Regions from separate parts of the Homo sapiens genome. Here region 1 is linked to region 2. A link is a loop called in an ENCODE intact Hi-C map of the cell type or tissue named here. Cell type or tissue: Calu3. All regions are shown on one strand. Region 1 overlaps GABRB1 (gamma-aminobutyric acid type A receptor subunit beta1). Region 2 overlaps GABRA4 (gamma-aminobutyric acid type A receptor subunit alpha4).

The links. A loop is a pair of places that touch in the nucleus more often than their neighbours do. Peaks named below come from ENCODE experiments on the same cell type or tissue, not always from the same donor. Only the 100,000 strongest peaks of a DNase experiment are listed, where the experiment ranks them.
Region 1: it touches region 2 in a loop (6-fold over the local background); 26 of 110 quality-filtered maps call a loop at or near these places.

The regions. Positions count from the first base shown.
Region 1 is chr4:47,378,989-47,386,988 of GRCh38, forward strand. The region is part of intron 5 of GABRB1 (gamma-aminobutyric acid type A receptor subunit beta1); the gene reads left to right. Among named protein-coding and RNA genes, the nearest start is that of COMMD8, 81 kb to the right of the region's middle. In Calu3, no CTCF peak of the experiment used is centred here; no DNase peak of the experiment used is centred here.
Region 2 is chr4:46,928,412-46,936,411 of GRCh38, forward strand. GABRA4 (gamma-aminobutyric acid type A receptor subunit alpha4) reads right to left here. Exons shown (of 9, transcript NM_000809.4): 9 at 1-344. Among named protein-coding and RNA genes, the nearest start is that of COX7B2, 23 kb to the left of the region's middle. In Calu3, no CTCF peak of the experiment used is centred here; a DNase peak (open chromatin) is centred at 3,740.

The sequences.
Region 1 (8,000 bases), 450 kb after region 2:
ATGACTTATGTGTTGCTTTTCAAATCCCTCATTATATTCAAGATAACAGATTAACAATGCAATGTGAGATGTGGATAGGTCAATAGATCAAAACTATTCTGCCAATTCCCATAGTGCCTGAATTCATAATCTTGACTGAGCTGAGCCTAATACTGAACATACTATAGTACATAGTATATTACTAAGTATACTATACTATACTGTACTATACTCTACTATACAACTATGCTATACTATAGCTGAACATACTATACCACAGATGGTCCCTGATTGGTGATAGTTTGACGTATACAATTTTTCAACTTTACAGTAGTGCAAAAGGGATACTCATCTAGTAGAAACCATACTTTGAGTACCAATACAGCCATTCAGTTTTTCATTTTCAGTTCAGTATTCAGTAAATTACCTAGGATATTCAACACTTCATTATAAAATAGGCTTTTTGTTAAATGAGTTGGCCTAACTGTGAACTAATGTAAGGTTTTTGAACACATTTAAAGTAGGCTAAACTAAGCTATGCTGTTTGGTAGGTTAGGTGTATTAAGTGCATTTTTTACTATGATATTTTCAATTTATGATTGGTTTATTGGGACACAAACTCATTATAAATTGAAAACCATCTGTGTACTATACTATAGCTAAACATGCTGTACTGTAGTATGTTTAACCATATGAGGTTGTTCTTTTACATCCAGGAAGGGTCAAATATATCAGCACTTTCATATGATTCAACCTAATATGGTATAGGGTAATTTTTTTCTATAGTCTGAAACTAAAAGTATGAATTAGTAATATGAAATAATTAGTATGAAACTAGGCAGTGGAGTGAAGAAGAAAGATTTTGGAAACAGACTAATACTGCCCTAACAAGGCTTGTGACCATGTCATTTAAAATTCCTAAGCCTCAGTTCCCTAATCACTAGAATGGAGATAATAATTTCTTCCCTAATGTTTGCTGTAAGGTTTGAATGATATGGTCATGTACGTAAAAGGCCCAGTTCTATACCTGACCCATTAAAGACACTAAATCAATGGCAACTATAATTATGATCACAAGGGAACATGGATGCTTTTGATATAGGGTGTTATTTAATCACTAGTATTTATTTCCAGGTTTTATTCCGGAGCAGAATTATAATTTGTTGTATATATTCTTAATATAATAATTTCTCTGGAATTGCTTGTTATAATGCATATTACTTGCCTCAGAATTAAAGGTTTATTTTATGGAGCATATAACCAAGTATCAACAAACAGTTGCCTGCCAAGTAATAACTTTAGTAAAAGATAATCTTCGACAGGGAAGAAGTAGACACACAGCGGACTTTCAGTGATAAATATTTATATGAAATTTATCAAAGAATTCCCAGGAGCACTGACTGCTCTAAGCTGTAGAAAAGAAACTTAGCCAACGTCTTCCTTTTGAAATGAAAATCAGTAGCCAGAAGTGGCTAGTCCAAAAGCAATCTAGATAAGGGATAAGCCCCATCTTCATGCTCAGAGTCCTTTAATTAGCACTATGGGATGTGGGTGATAAAGAATTTTTCTAGTACAATTTTATTAAAAAATCCATGTTTTACTAACATGAACTTCTGGAAATTGATCATCCGTCTATTCAACTGAAAAGATAAAAATGGAAATTCTTTGAAGAAAAAGAGTACTTCAGCATCCTCTTAAAACCCTAGATATATTGTTTCATGGGAATTTAACTGTACATCTCCTTGATAGAATTCTATTATGGTTTTTGCTTATATAGGCACACTAGTTATTCAATGAAGATTGGGAATGAGGCACTGGACTTCATAATCTCTGTACTTTTTTCTATAGATAAAGATAAAATGGGTAAGAATTTCAAAGTCTACAAACTAAGATATATGAAAATTCATTCTTTGGTTTTTATGATTTTATTTTAGACTCTATGGTTCAGTCTGATAATGGCCATATACTTCCTCGATTCAGCAATTTTTCAGACACTTCAGATTGTAAATACAGTAACACCAGGATGGTTTATGTTTCCTCCTGTTCTTTCCCATGGCATTGATAGAGGGCTCAGATAGCACAGGGGTAATTGCCACCAGGAGAGCAGGGAAATGTGCCCTAGTCCTTGTGCACTGTCTCCCCGTTGTGCCACACCTACCCCTGAAGTCTATTGTAAGCTCTGGAGGTGACTACAGAAGCCTCACCCTTGGGAGCTAAGGAAGAGAGTTTCTACCTATCATGCTGAGTCTCCTGAGTCCTGGGCCAGCCTCTAACTTCAGCTGTAACTTCTGTCTGGGGCTCACCACAAGCAGGATCAGGTCCTCACTCCACTGGTGACTGGGCATTTTGTGGGTGTCAACTCAGCTCCCACTCAACTCTCTGCACCAGTGATGTGCTCAAGACTTAACTGGTCTTTGTCTGATCCCTGGCAGGAACCATCCATGCTGCATCTTCCAATGGGATGACTCTGAGATCTCTTTCAGGAACACTGGTTCTCTCCCCGTGCGTGTTCATAATCAGGATTCCTCGGAAAGCCTCCCTTAGTTTAATAAACTCAGACAAAATTATCTCTTACACTCCACAGGCTTAACAGAGCATCCTGTCCATTCTCCCAAACAGTGGAATGAACAGCCTTCCCTACAAGGCTTGCTTCTACTCATGTCTCAGAACTTGGAAGAGGCTGTCTAACCTCATATTCCTACCCTAGAACCCAGCTTGAAGGGTCAGAGACAGACACAGGCCTTCCTAAATTCACATCTGACTTTTTCTTTCCTGTCTATTTCTCTTTCCCCCCTTCCCTGCCCTGAAGTGCCTTTAACTAGTGTATGTGCTGGGGAACTTATGGGTGAAGAGAATTATTTAGGAAGTTTGTATGTGTAAACATGCTTCTATCTTACTTTCTCGCCAACAGTTTCTAAACCAAAGAGCAAAGAATTTGCAAAAAATTACAAAGATTGTCAGATGCGAATTTCCCCTGTATCCTCCCCCCTCCAAGTAGTGTGTGACCACATTTTTATTGTCTAGGCTGGGGGTAGGGATAAGGTGCTTGGATTATAGTGAAGAAATTCTATTGTGACTGAATTACAAAACGATTTTGCATCTTCCCTTCTTAAATCTTCTATCCTAATAGAATAGAATCTAGGTATAATTATGCACCACATGTTACATCACCAAAACAAATGGTTTTAACATGAGCCATTCTACCAAACACAGCATCTCATAGCTATAGGCCAGGGTTTTTCAACATCAGCAATATTGACATGTTGGGTGGAATAATTCTTTTTTCTAGGCCACTGTACTGTTCTTTGTGGGAAGTTTAGCAGCATCCCAGGCCTCTACCTACTAAGTACCAGTAGCACTCCTTTCACAACCAAAAATAGACATTGCCAAATGTCTCTGGCAGGGGAAATCACCTGAGGTTGAGAATCACTGTTGTAGACCCACCCTGACACAACATGTGATGCCTATGTACTTGGAAGCATTCTTCTAAGCGTTTTGATGATGGATTGCTTCTAAGAAGCACTCTGTAGCTATCACTTTGCAAAATAACCTCTTTTATCTTTCCTGTAAGTCAGGTAGCACAGATTATTGGCCCCATTTCCACAGAGAGAAACTTGGAAGCATTCAGCCTTCCCAATCAGGTCATGGAACTCTGTACTTCCATTTTCTCCATCTGAAAAAGTGAAAAGTATCATCACTGCTTTTCTTCCCAAGCCTGAGATTGAGCAATAAGTACAGAGCATTGCCCTTTCCTAACTGCTATTCCCAAACTGTTCCATCCCAGGCAGCTCTAAAGACCAATTCATATTTGCAGGACTTCCTATTTCATGGACATCAGAAATAAAGCCTTCAACATAAACAAAATTGGCAGCTAGCCACGTATTTCATCAATGTAACTGCCAAATTACATGGAGTAAAAAATCAATTCTAGCAAAACCAATAATAATCGAATCAGTTCTTTTCCTTCATGCCCAGACACAATGCAATTTTTAAAACACAGACATTAATGTGCCCAACATGCCTACTACAATAACCTCTGTGACACCAATCTAGCACTTGGGAATGAGTGCAGATAAGCTATAGATACAAACAACTGTGAACTGTCAGCTTTACAACATTCTATTCACATGGATTTCAAAAGCCAAGAAATTATACAAGAAAGCATGACAGTTTGTGAATCTCAAAAGCACATAGCCTCCTAGTTGCTAAGGCTATCCAACCTGATTCTAGAGAGGATCCAAAAACCATGCCATATTTGAAGACAGCTGAGAATTGCCAGAGAAAAGCTATTTTTCTAGGAAAGAAAATCCACTATTTTCTATAGACACAAGAGCTTGGTAGAATATGATTATTGGAGGTTGTGTGCAATACCTCTGTGAAAACTCAGGTCAGGGACCACAACTTTGCATCCACAGATGAGAAAGGCATCCAATTTAAAAATTGAATTGGGTAGCAGCTCTCAATAAGTATCATCTGAGAGTGAGTGAATAAGGGATATGAGACTAAAATGATAGATTATACCTAAAAAAAAAATCAGGGACTAGGCAAATAAGTTAATAAAAATGAAAATTAAATTCTGATCTGATATATTAGTAATTTTTAATTCAATGCATCTTATTGCTTCCAGTTGTAAAATCATAACTGAGAGATGTGAAGAATGGGTTCATATCATTTATGGCACATAGATTTTTGTTCATTAATATGCATAGCTAAAATAGCGGGCATATGAGCTACCATACTCCTCAAAATGTTAGTGAAAGTATTATAACTTAAGCATTAAATATACCAAACAGGTCATTTTTTATAGTTACTTTAGTAATCAACTAGAGTTGCATATATTCAGATATATTTCTAGCTAAAGATCTGAATATGTGACAAGGTCTATTAATCATAATTGTTCTAGTGTCACTTAACATAAATGAATTTTAAAATAAAACCTTGTGAGAATCAGTGATCCAAAACTAAAATCATCATGAAAACCTAAAACTCCTGTAACTAAAGGAATAAAATCTTCACAGTATCATGTCGCTGCCTATGAATCTGGAAGATCTTGAGTGCCCTCTACAGGATATTTAAATAACTTTGATGTTTATTTTTCCCAAACAGGCAATTTCTAGAACGTAAAAATAACGTATCAGGTTTTATTTTTTAAATGATTACATATTCACCACGTAAAATTTTTGAAAGAAAAAATCATCCATAATATTATCATTCATAGATAACCACTATTAACTCTTTCCATATATAATCTTTGTTATATGTACACACACACATACATTTTTATTATATTTTTCTCTTAACAACATACCATAAACATTTTGCCATCACTGATTTTGGCAGGTTGAGGATTTTTTTTAGATTTTAATGGATTTTCCAAAAATGTGCTTTATTGACAAATCACTATTTCTCATCAGAATTTCTCAGTGAAAAGTGACCCCCACACCAAAATAAAAAAAAAAAAAGGAAAGAAGGTGAATTTAAATAAAACAAAACAAAACTCAGTAACCACTCAAGGGTGGGTTCATAACCAATAAAATCAGGATACACATGACTCTTCAAACCAAAAATACCATAGAGATATTCTGAATAGTTTCCCACATTGAGGATATAAGGTGGTCTTAGAAATTAAATTAGGTAAATAAGACTGTTATCCAAACTATCAAATCTGGGGTTTCAGGCCAAGAATAACACTGTTAGTGCAGTAAGGTTAAAGTAGTAGTACATTTAAGTTAGCTAGATAAGTGCCTCTGTTTCTATTTTACTTGTCCATGATCTTATTATCCTTAAAGGTAGTTTACACTTCAGAAAATAAAGGCATATTTGACACACTAAGTGCCTGTCAAAATCAGAGGTGACTCCCTTTTCTACACTAGGCCTGATTTTGTTTTTTATTTTTTAAAATAAAGCAATGATGCACATCTTTAAGGATGCCAAATAGATTAGGCATTCTTAACACTCAATTTGAAAACAATCTTTAAAAACATTATGATACTGACACACTAGTTTAGCTTCTTTGCACATGGGGTTAATTCCTTTTCATTTGTCCTAGTGAACGCTGTCATTACACTTTCCGGAGAATATTAACACGAAAGACTTTGCCTACAACCAAACAAATGTTTCAAAGTGGAAAGAGGTTTCAATCTTCCTTTTTAACCAGAGCAGAAATTACTGGCAGAGGCAACATCCTATCATAATAATGCCATGACCTCATCTGAGACTAGTTGAACAGCAAGATCCTCTCTATTCCATGATAACAATAATAAGTCAAGGTTGTCTGAATTTTGAAAGAGATTTCTCACAAACTTTGCAAGGAGTACATGTTTTATTTGGTTACAGTACTGTGAAACTCATCTTTTTGAGAAGGTTGTACCCAGATCTCAGTGGAAATTAAGAACAAGAGTAAACAGTCACAATTTATTTTCATTTCTCACCTGAGATTATTTTAAGAAGGGAGGTGCCGAGAATTGAGATGTTTATTACATGTATAGACGATGCAACAGGATTTCAAGACTGTAAAAGATTTGACCACAGGTATCTAAGAGAAATCTACTCTGTGATTATTAAAATAAATTGAAAACTCTGAACTGCTTTTACTCACAACATTTCTGACACCAAATGTTTGGGTTTGCCTCACACCAACCAATTCTCCTACTCTCTGGACACCAAGTGGATCTCTTACAATTCAATTCTGATTCTAACACTCAAGAGTTAGACTCCAGAGTCAGACTCCACAGGTTTAATGCCTCGGTCCCAGAAGACTGCATTCACTTCTGATGCCATTCACAAGCATTGGGTTCCCGGGTTACCCACAACTCTGTCCTACTTAGCTTCAAATCAGGGGCTCCCACAAACCTCCCTCTAGGTTTGACAATTTGCCGGAATGTCTCACAGAACTCAGGAAAACAGTCTACTTACTACTACTGGTTTATACAACTCAGGAGCAGCCAGATGAAAGAGACACATAGGGCAAAGAATGGCAGGGAGTTGTGGGGGTGCAAAGCTTTCATGCCCTCTCCAGGCATGCCACCCTCCCAGCACCTTGATGTGTTCACCAGCCTGGAAGGTCTTTGAACATTAGTGGGTTTTATGGAAGTTTCATCACATAGGCATGATGGATTATTAACTCAATCTACAGCTTTTCTCTGCTCTCTGGAGGTTGAGGTGGGGACTGTGAAAGTTTCAGGCTTCTAATCTGGGTATGGTCTTTTTGACAACCAGCCCCCATCCTGAAGCCATCTAGATGCTCACCAGAATCACTGCATTAAAATGAGAGATGCTGCTGTCACCCAAGAAATTCCAAGATATTTAAGAGCTCTGTGTCAGGAATGAGGGACAAAATCACATATATATTTATTATGCCACAGAAATAGATGACTAAGGATTTTTTTCTGAGACATAAAATATTCTCCCCTTTGACTATGAAGACAAATAAAATGTAGAGGCTACAAGCTGTTTGTTTTGAGATTTTATTGATAACAAGCACATCAATACAGACAATAAGATTTTTAGCATTTGCAGGTGTGATTATCCTTTACTTCACTGTGTATTGGGGCCATTGAGTAACCGTCACTGTGATCTTTGGCTAGCAATGTACCTAAAACATATGTACCTACATAAATTAATGCAATATAGCTCCATTAGCATGTATAAAGGAAAGCAGACCTTGTGAGTGGGAGGATATTATCATGAGCCTACAGACATTAGTACACCACATGGCTATTTGTGTTTATAGAATGAAATACATCATTCCATTGTCCAAGAAGGAAGGAAAAAAAAATTCAACAGACACTTAAGCTGATGAAATTGAAGCATTCTGGGCAATATAGTAACCCCACATTCTGTAAAAGGAGAATCAGTAATCTATGGAAGCAGCTTGATGTTTCTAAAAATAAGTCTAACAGACCTTACTTTCTTATCTGATAGGCTGCAAAATCAATCAAGAAAAATATGAGAAACATAGAGATATAGACGAAAGGCTAAACAATTAGGAAAATATTAAATGGATAAATGATGGTGTCACC
Region 2 (8,000 bases):
ATGGTATTAACTGTGGTCTTTATCCTCTGCAGTCTTGATCCAAACACGTGACGAGTAGAAGCAGATCCAACTGAAGCCTTTCGAGGCATATATCCAGTTCGGATAGAAGTAGGAGAAGCAGATGGAAGTGCTCTTGCTGCAGATATGGTTTCAGCTGCATTTGCACGGCTGAATGGGTTTGGACTGGAAGCTAAGTAAGACCGAGGTGTGCCTTTAGAAGATTCTTGAACAACTGTGGAAGATTTGCTTGAATGGTTTCCCACCTCAGTTCTGTTGCCAACATCAGATTCAGAGTGAACCAAAGCATTTGTTCTTTTTCTCATGTTCAAATTGGCATTTGTATTCTGAAAAGGTATATGAAAAAATATATTGGTTATGTAACTTTATGCAGATTTGTACAAAATTTAAAGGGATCAAAATTCTTAAAATTAGTCATTTCCATAAAATAAAACTTTATTAATAAGCTGTAGTCATCTTGATTTTAAAAACCTTTAAAATACATAACTAAAATATAATGTGCATACATTTGAAACTTTGAATCAAAAATCTTCTATTTCAAAATATGGTACATTCTTATAAATAATTAAACCTTAAATCTATAGAAAAAAGATCAAGTTGTTAGAACTACAAGCTGAGGTCATGCTTAATTGCATTTTAAGAGTTAATGAATACTGCTGTAAAAGTTATTTGTTTAGCTTTATTGCAAATAATATTCTGTATATGTCATATACATTTCAAAGTTTTCTATGTGTTTGTTTTATAAACAGGGAGAACTATACCTAGTCATGTACACAGAATATCAACAATAACAACTATCCATACGTACCTAACATTCCTTTATTTAAAAAAGTCCAAAAACTTTGATTTCTAAGTCCTTTCAATTTACTTTCATGAAAAGCATAGATAATAGTACACATTATTATGAAATCTAATAATACTGACATATTTTATTTTTCACTTCAATTAATGATGAAAATACAAATAAAATTTAATTAGAAAAAGGTTGTATTAGACTTATAAACAGCATCAACCAACAGTTGCATAAATATCTGAATTCAAACCATTAACCAATAAAGAGTGATTAAATTGAAATATTTCACTGCTTTTCAGCAAATTATTTTGTTTGTAGAACAAGATTATATTTGAAGAAAGTTGTGCAGTAAACCACTAAAATTCTTATAATATTGACAGCCACAATAAATAACTATATACATAATTAATTATAGATTCTCCATGCTAATGAAGGACAGTAATTTCTCAGATGTTCCCTGAAATACCCACGTCTGAGTTTTTAGAATATACTATTATATTTTTGCAGGAATTTGTCCTCCCTAACTATGCTTATTCTTAGCTATAGTAATGTTAGATGATCATTACTTTCCATAACTTCTCCCCTTACCATTTCATGAAGTAGATGGTGAGTGAAAAAATGGAGAAATAGAGGAAAGAGAAAGAAGAGCAGCTAATAAAAGGGTGATTGGAAGAAGCCAGCCTCAAAGGGCAATTCACAGATACTAATAATATATGAAGTGGGTAGATTATATACAATTAATTGAAATCTCACTTTAGACATAAAGGTTTATTCTACAAATGTATTCTTTTTTAGTATACTCATCTAGCATGTTTAAAGTTCAATTCATATCTCATAAATCATGACTTCAAGGTCGCTGAGTAGAGAAGGAAAAACAGCCTCACAAAACAGAGCCAGTGTAGACTCTGACAGGTGTAGAAAGCATTCGTCATGTCAGCTTGTAGTATTCTTCTAAGCAGGGTGCAGTTGAACTAATGAGAAATTGTAGCCTAACATATGGCACTGAATTTGGGTGGAGAAAATTGAAATCAAAATTGACATCAACCTGAAAGCTGAAGAACCATTACTTATCCTGCAGTTTTCCTCTATACAGAACATTGTAAATGTCACCTAATTAATCCTCAGATTTTGAATCTCTTGTTACAGAAAAGGATAGTAATTAACTGATTATCATTGATCCTAAAATATTATATACATGGTGAATAACATAAAAAAAGAACAAGGTATATCCTCAAAATTTAAAGAGCATATATAATCATTGGCAAGGAAACATACATACACACATGATACAATAAAAAATATAATGAAAGGTAAAATATATTCAAGAACCAAACTATGACCAAATGCTGAATATCCCAAGAAGAGAAGAAAAGAGAGTAAAATGATAAATTGGACAAACAGGAAAGAAATACATTTTTTTTTCAAATATAATATGATAGTTGCATACCATCTTCTTCTTTCAGTCAGTTAGGTTGTCCATGACCTTTAGAAATCTGTATGTTTCCTAATACCAAATTCTAAGGACTGGAGACTTTCCCTTCCAGCCAAAATGAAGTAACAGGAACTAAGTCTACTTTCCTGCCTAAAATGACCCCCAAAACTTAAAACAAATGCAAAAAAAAAACCTGTTGTTTGAAGAAACTGGCCATTAGACAACACAGAACCATAATCACCGAGAGGGAAGAAACAAACTTGAGAGAGTTGCCATGCTGTGGTTTAGGAAAGGAAAAAACAGAAAAAAACTGGCAGGCTTCCTGAACTGAAGAGATGAAGTTGAGAGTCTTGGGAGACCAAGATGGCTAGAGTTCACAGGACAAAGTACCAGAGATAAGAATGCTAAACAAAGAGAGAACTCCAAAGATCTAAAGAGAGTCCCCATTGAGTATTTTACTAAGCAAAGATCAGTTTATGGGTGTGAGGTAACTACCCAAGGCTGAAAGGAACCGTCCAAAATGATTAGAAGAAACAATACCTGACATTCACCCAAAGCCAGGAATAGTGCATGTTTCCACCTGCTGCACTAGAAAATGTCAACATTCATGTAGCATTTGGTAGAGTACGTAGAAGTTCCTGTCTTAATAGTATAGTATAAATAGCCTCAAACACTGCTCTGGTATTGTCTAATGAATTTTAAGAGCAAGAGTAGGAAGGATCAAACTGACTCTAAGTAACTTTACTGCCCCCCAAAACAAAGTATTAAAACATTTAAGTTCTTTCGTTCTAGACCAGTATGCTTCTGGAATGTCCTGAAATCTTGTGAATTGTGTTCTATATAATAGACTGGCTTCAAAAGTGACACCAATTCATCATTTCTCTTTATATTCCTGCCTCCATATTCATGCTCCACATTCATGTCCAGGAGCTTACCCACTCCTGACCCATCCAGAGTTGGAGTCTATTTTTCCTAAGCTGGCTAATGACTTTCTTTGTTCAATAGTATGTGGCGGAAATGATAGTTTGTCATTTCCAATTCTTAACCTCAACAGTTCTTACTTGCTTACACTCTTTCTGGAAACACTGACACCACCACCATAAGAACAGGTCAGCCTGGGCTAGCCTGCTAGAGATTGAGAGCTCATTTGGAGAATAGCCAGTTATCACAATGAGACAAGCCTAGAACATCCAACAACTAGCTGACACTAGATTCATGAGTGTTCCGTTAAGAGAAAATGAGCTGCCCGAGCAAGCGTAATCAACATCAACAGAATCCACAGTTGATCCACAGATTTGGGAGCAAAAATAAATATTAATTGTGTGTACCTGAAGTATCATTTTTTTTGTTATGCAATATTATTGTGGCAATAGATAATAGATAGATGAGTTAGATCAAAGGTCCTGATGGGAGGTGCTGCCAAGGGCTCGTGAGGGCGGAAGTTCCTCAGACATTCTGGGATACTTAGAAGATTGGCCTGCCCAGAACTCATAGAGGACCTTTAGGGGGCACTGTTGCCTAATCCACACGCTAGCTGAAGGACCAACATATTTTGCCCTTCATAATCCCACTCTATAAGAATTACAATATTTTAAAACAGAAAGGGATTTCAGTGATCAACTTATTCCATTACCTCATTTTCCAGTAGAGAAAAGTAAGAACAGAAAGGTTACAGGTCACTGGAAGTCATACAGCAAGTTACTTACTTGGTGTCTGTTCTGCCTCACTGTAGAGGTTCTCTACTCACAAATGTGGAGGAGGCTTTAAAGAACTTAACAAGCTGCACATATTTGAGTCAGTCAAGTACTCATAGTAGTATAATGTTAAGAAAAATTATACAAGACTTGGACATCAGAAAAAAATACAGCATGTCCTTTCAATGTCATAATAGAGTATTGTTTAACAAGCCCACTCAAGGATTATTAAGTCTTTAGAATAATTTACTTGAGTTTGATTTTGCCATTTAATATTTTATTAGAACCCAAACACTGTCAAGTTAACATATTCAATTATGGATTCCTGTCTAGTACAAAAGATCATGAAAGGTTATGGTTTTATTGCCTTGTCAGACATTAAGCACTTCTGTATTTAACCTACCAGTCTTATTTTACTTTTCCTTTTAAAAAATTGCCTATACGTAGCCATTCCTCAAAAAGATTTTGAATCCATTTTACCATCTAAGTGGGTCTCTCATTAATTAACAATTGAACCAATCTTGGAGACCTGTCCATTCATTATTTGTATGTCATGCTTTTGACAGTTGGAAAACTATATTCTGATGATATCTACTATTGGATAAGTTATAAATATCGAAGAAATAAAATCTTACATTTGAAGAATATGCCTAGAGAAAGAGGAGAGTCTAAGCAAAAATAAAAAGAATCAGTCTAAGGTGGTTAGAAAAAAGAACAATGAAGTAAGAGACTTTTTGAGAGTGGGGTGTGCAACATGAACAGTACCAAAAAGATTACTGTCTGAAAACAAAGATCAAGTGTTTTTATTCCAGTTTAAAAGAAGTAATGAGCTAGAGTATAAAGACTGTCTTATCAATCATTGTAGATTAATGCACACAGTAGGCACCTATTTCATATTTGATAAATTGCATTAAAATGGATATCCTATAGAATCAAGATCCTTTTTCAAATTAGAAAGTGTCAAAAATTTTTATCTGATCTCCAATTTATTATTTCTTTTTCTATGGGACACATCTTTAGAATATTGCAGGTAGTGCCTAAGGCATTTAAGTTATCTTGACTCAATCCCAAGTCTGGCTGAGAATGCCTTAGAAGTTTCACTATTCTGTATATCATATCCTACATAAAGGAAAGTGGAATTAGACTGATTTGAGGCTTAAATCATTGCTCTCTGCCAAGCAGTTAAATGACACTCAAGTTATTTTTGCAGTTATGTCTCAAGTTTTACTCTGTTAAAAGTAGTCATTTTCCATGATGACAGACCACAAAAGGAATAAGGTATCTGCTGATCTATCTGGCACACGACTCACTGGGAAGAATATTCACCCAGCTTTCACATTTTGGTGCAACTAATGTGTCAGAGTGATGTTGTGTTTCGTACAGAGTGTAGAGACTTCAGTGGTTCTATCATGATTTAGCTGATGCACAGTGGTTTCGAACAAGAAAAAGCACCTAAGCTTCATTTGAATTTTAAAAAATGATTTAGTTTGAAATTACTTTGTCATTAGTCACAATAGCCTGAAGCAAGAAAAGAGATGCAAGGTGGTAGATTTAAACATTACCAACAAATTAAAGCAGCAACAGGCAAACAGGAGCAGATCCAGGCAATTCGTCAGTCATGACTGTGATCTGACACAATTTCTAAATAATTTTTATCAACTGCAAAAAAAACTCATCTCAACTTATGACTCTAGCAGCAATGAGATAAAGTGACTAAGATTAGGTCTGCAGAATGCACACAGCTACATTCATATTACTTGCTTGAGAAGCTAATGAAGTTTAATAAAATGTAACTTAATCCTTGTAAATTAAAAACTAACAAGACTGATAACGAATAGGTTTATCTTCTAGAATATCAATGAGTCACATACTAAAAAAAAAGAATCTAGTAATATAAAGACATTTATTCAAGATCATTTGGACAGGACTTCATGGGTAAGCCACACATCTTATTTAATAGGGAAATAAACAAATGTGGTAGAGCAGCTAGAACTAAACTCCAAGGTAATGATTTACTGAGAAATATCAACAGCATTTTTAGAACGTGCTACACGTAGAAATTTTTAACACATCCCCTCCAAATAAACATGCTAAATATTTTATATACCAAGGCACTCTATCATATATTGAGCTCCAAAATGTAGAAACCAAAATGCTGAGTTCCCTATTTATTGTATTTAATTTCCTCCCAATGTTGGCATTTAATTCAATGTTTGTATTTCCATAAGTTACAGAAATACTACTTTCAATATCAGGCACTGGGATAAACTTTTGTTTTCCATTTGGGATTACCAGAAAAAGAAATCTTAAAGAATCCATTCATTTTCCCTTTATATATTTAGAGTTGAGGGTTTAAAACATTAGAATTTCTTTAAGATAGGTGACTTTGTGATTACTTTTGTTTCATACTGATTCCTAGTGTTTCCTTTTTATTTGTAAATGTTTTGTATGGTAGACACATGGCTCCAATGGAGGAAACCGCTTTGTTAGAGACTTCTTTGGTCAGAGCAGAGGTTCTTAGCTTGATTAAGCAAACTTGTTCAAATGCTACCTGAAATCATGCCAGGAACTGCTTTCATCAATGCCGCCAACATAACCCTGGAGAGAAAAGAGTGCAAAGGACACTCCACTCACTTCCTCTAAATACAGATACTATGCTAGATGAATCTTTTCTTATTCAATGTAGAAAAGCAGTATTGTGGTCATACAAAGTGTTTATAAAAATAATCTGAGACTGGTTAAAAACTCAAAGTCTCAAACAAGCCCTATTTGCAGGAAGTGTTTTTCATTAGCTATGCCATTGCCAGTGATCCAGGGATCAGAAATTGAAAAACACTTGCTAAACAGTTAAAATTGTGGGCTCCCAAATAAGACAGACCTGGTTGCAAATACCGAATTTGTCATTTACTAGCTATGAGATATTCAGCAAGTTATTTAGCCTCTCAAAACCTCAAAGTCCTTGCTATAGGAGTAATAATGCTGCCTTCCTCCTAATAAATATATAAGATAATGCATGTAAGGCACTTAGCTTAATGTCTAGCACATAGTAGGATTCAAACGAATATTACATAGAAAGAACCCAGCTGAAGTCACATAATAAGATTCTGCCTCCAAAAGAAAATGATATGTCACAGAAATAAATAATTACGGGAAACAAAATTTTAGAAGACAATATTATACGTCTATGAAAATATGGCCATCATGTCTAATAATTACCAAAGCAAATGATCACTGAAGGAAAGAATAGTCTATGGAGTGGGAGTTGAACAATGAGAACACACGGACACAGGGAGGGGAACATCATACACTAGGGCCTGTTTGGGGTGGGGGGCTAGGGGAGGGATAGCATTGGGAGAAATGTCTAATGTAGATGACGGGTTGATGGGTGCAGCACGCCACCATGGCACGTGTATACCTATGTAACAAACCTGCACGTTCTGCACATGCATCCCAGAACTTAAAGTATAATTTTAAAAAGTTTTTAAAAAAAGAATATTCTATGGTGAAGTCAGTCAGGGAAAGGATGTTGCTGGTGACAATGAGAAATAAATACAAATAAATACAAAATGCAATAGAAAAATCAAAATTCATATAGGTAGTATGGGTGCGAATTAACACTAGAGTAAACCTTATAACTTATGCATAAGACGTATGTCAAAAAGCTCTTCAGGAAAAAGTAGCAATAACAACAACAGCCAAAACAATGGTTAACTTTTCTTGAGTGATTCTTTTGCACCTGGCACTCAGCTAACATGCTTTTAACTGAACTATCTACTACACCTAATGTCATGTGCCATGTAGGAAAGACTACAGCCACAAGTGTTTCAATGTCTAAAAAAAGATGTGGGTTATATAAGAAGGGGATCTTGTGTACTATTCTATCAGATCACTGTTTCTTTTATTCCTTTTCCTTTTTTTGAGACAGAGTTTCGCTCTTGTTGCCCAGGCTGGAGTGCAATGGCGTAATCTTGGCTCACCGCAACCTCTGCCTCCCAGGTTCAAGCAATTCTCCTGCCTCAGCCTGCTGAGTACCTGGGACTACGGGCATGTGCCACCACACCCG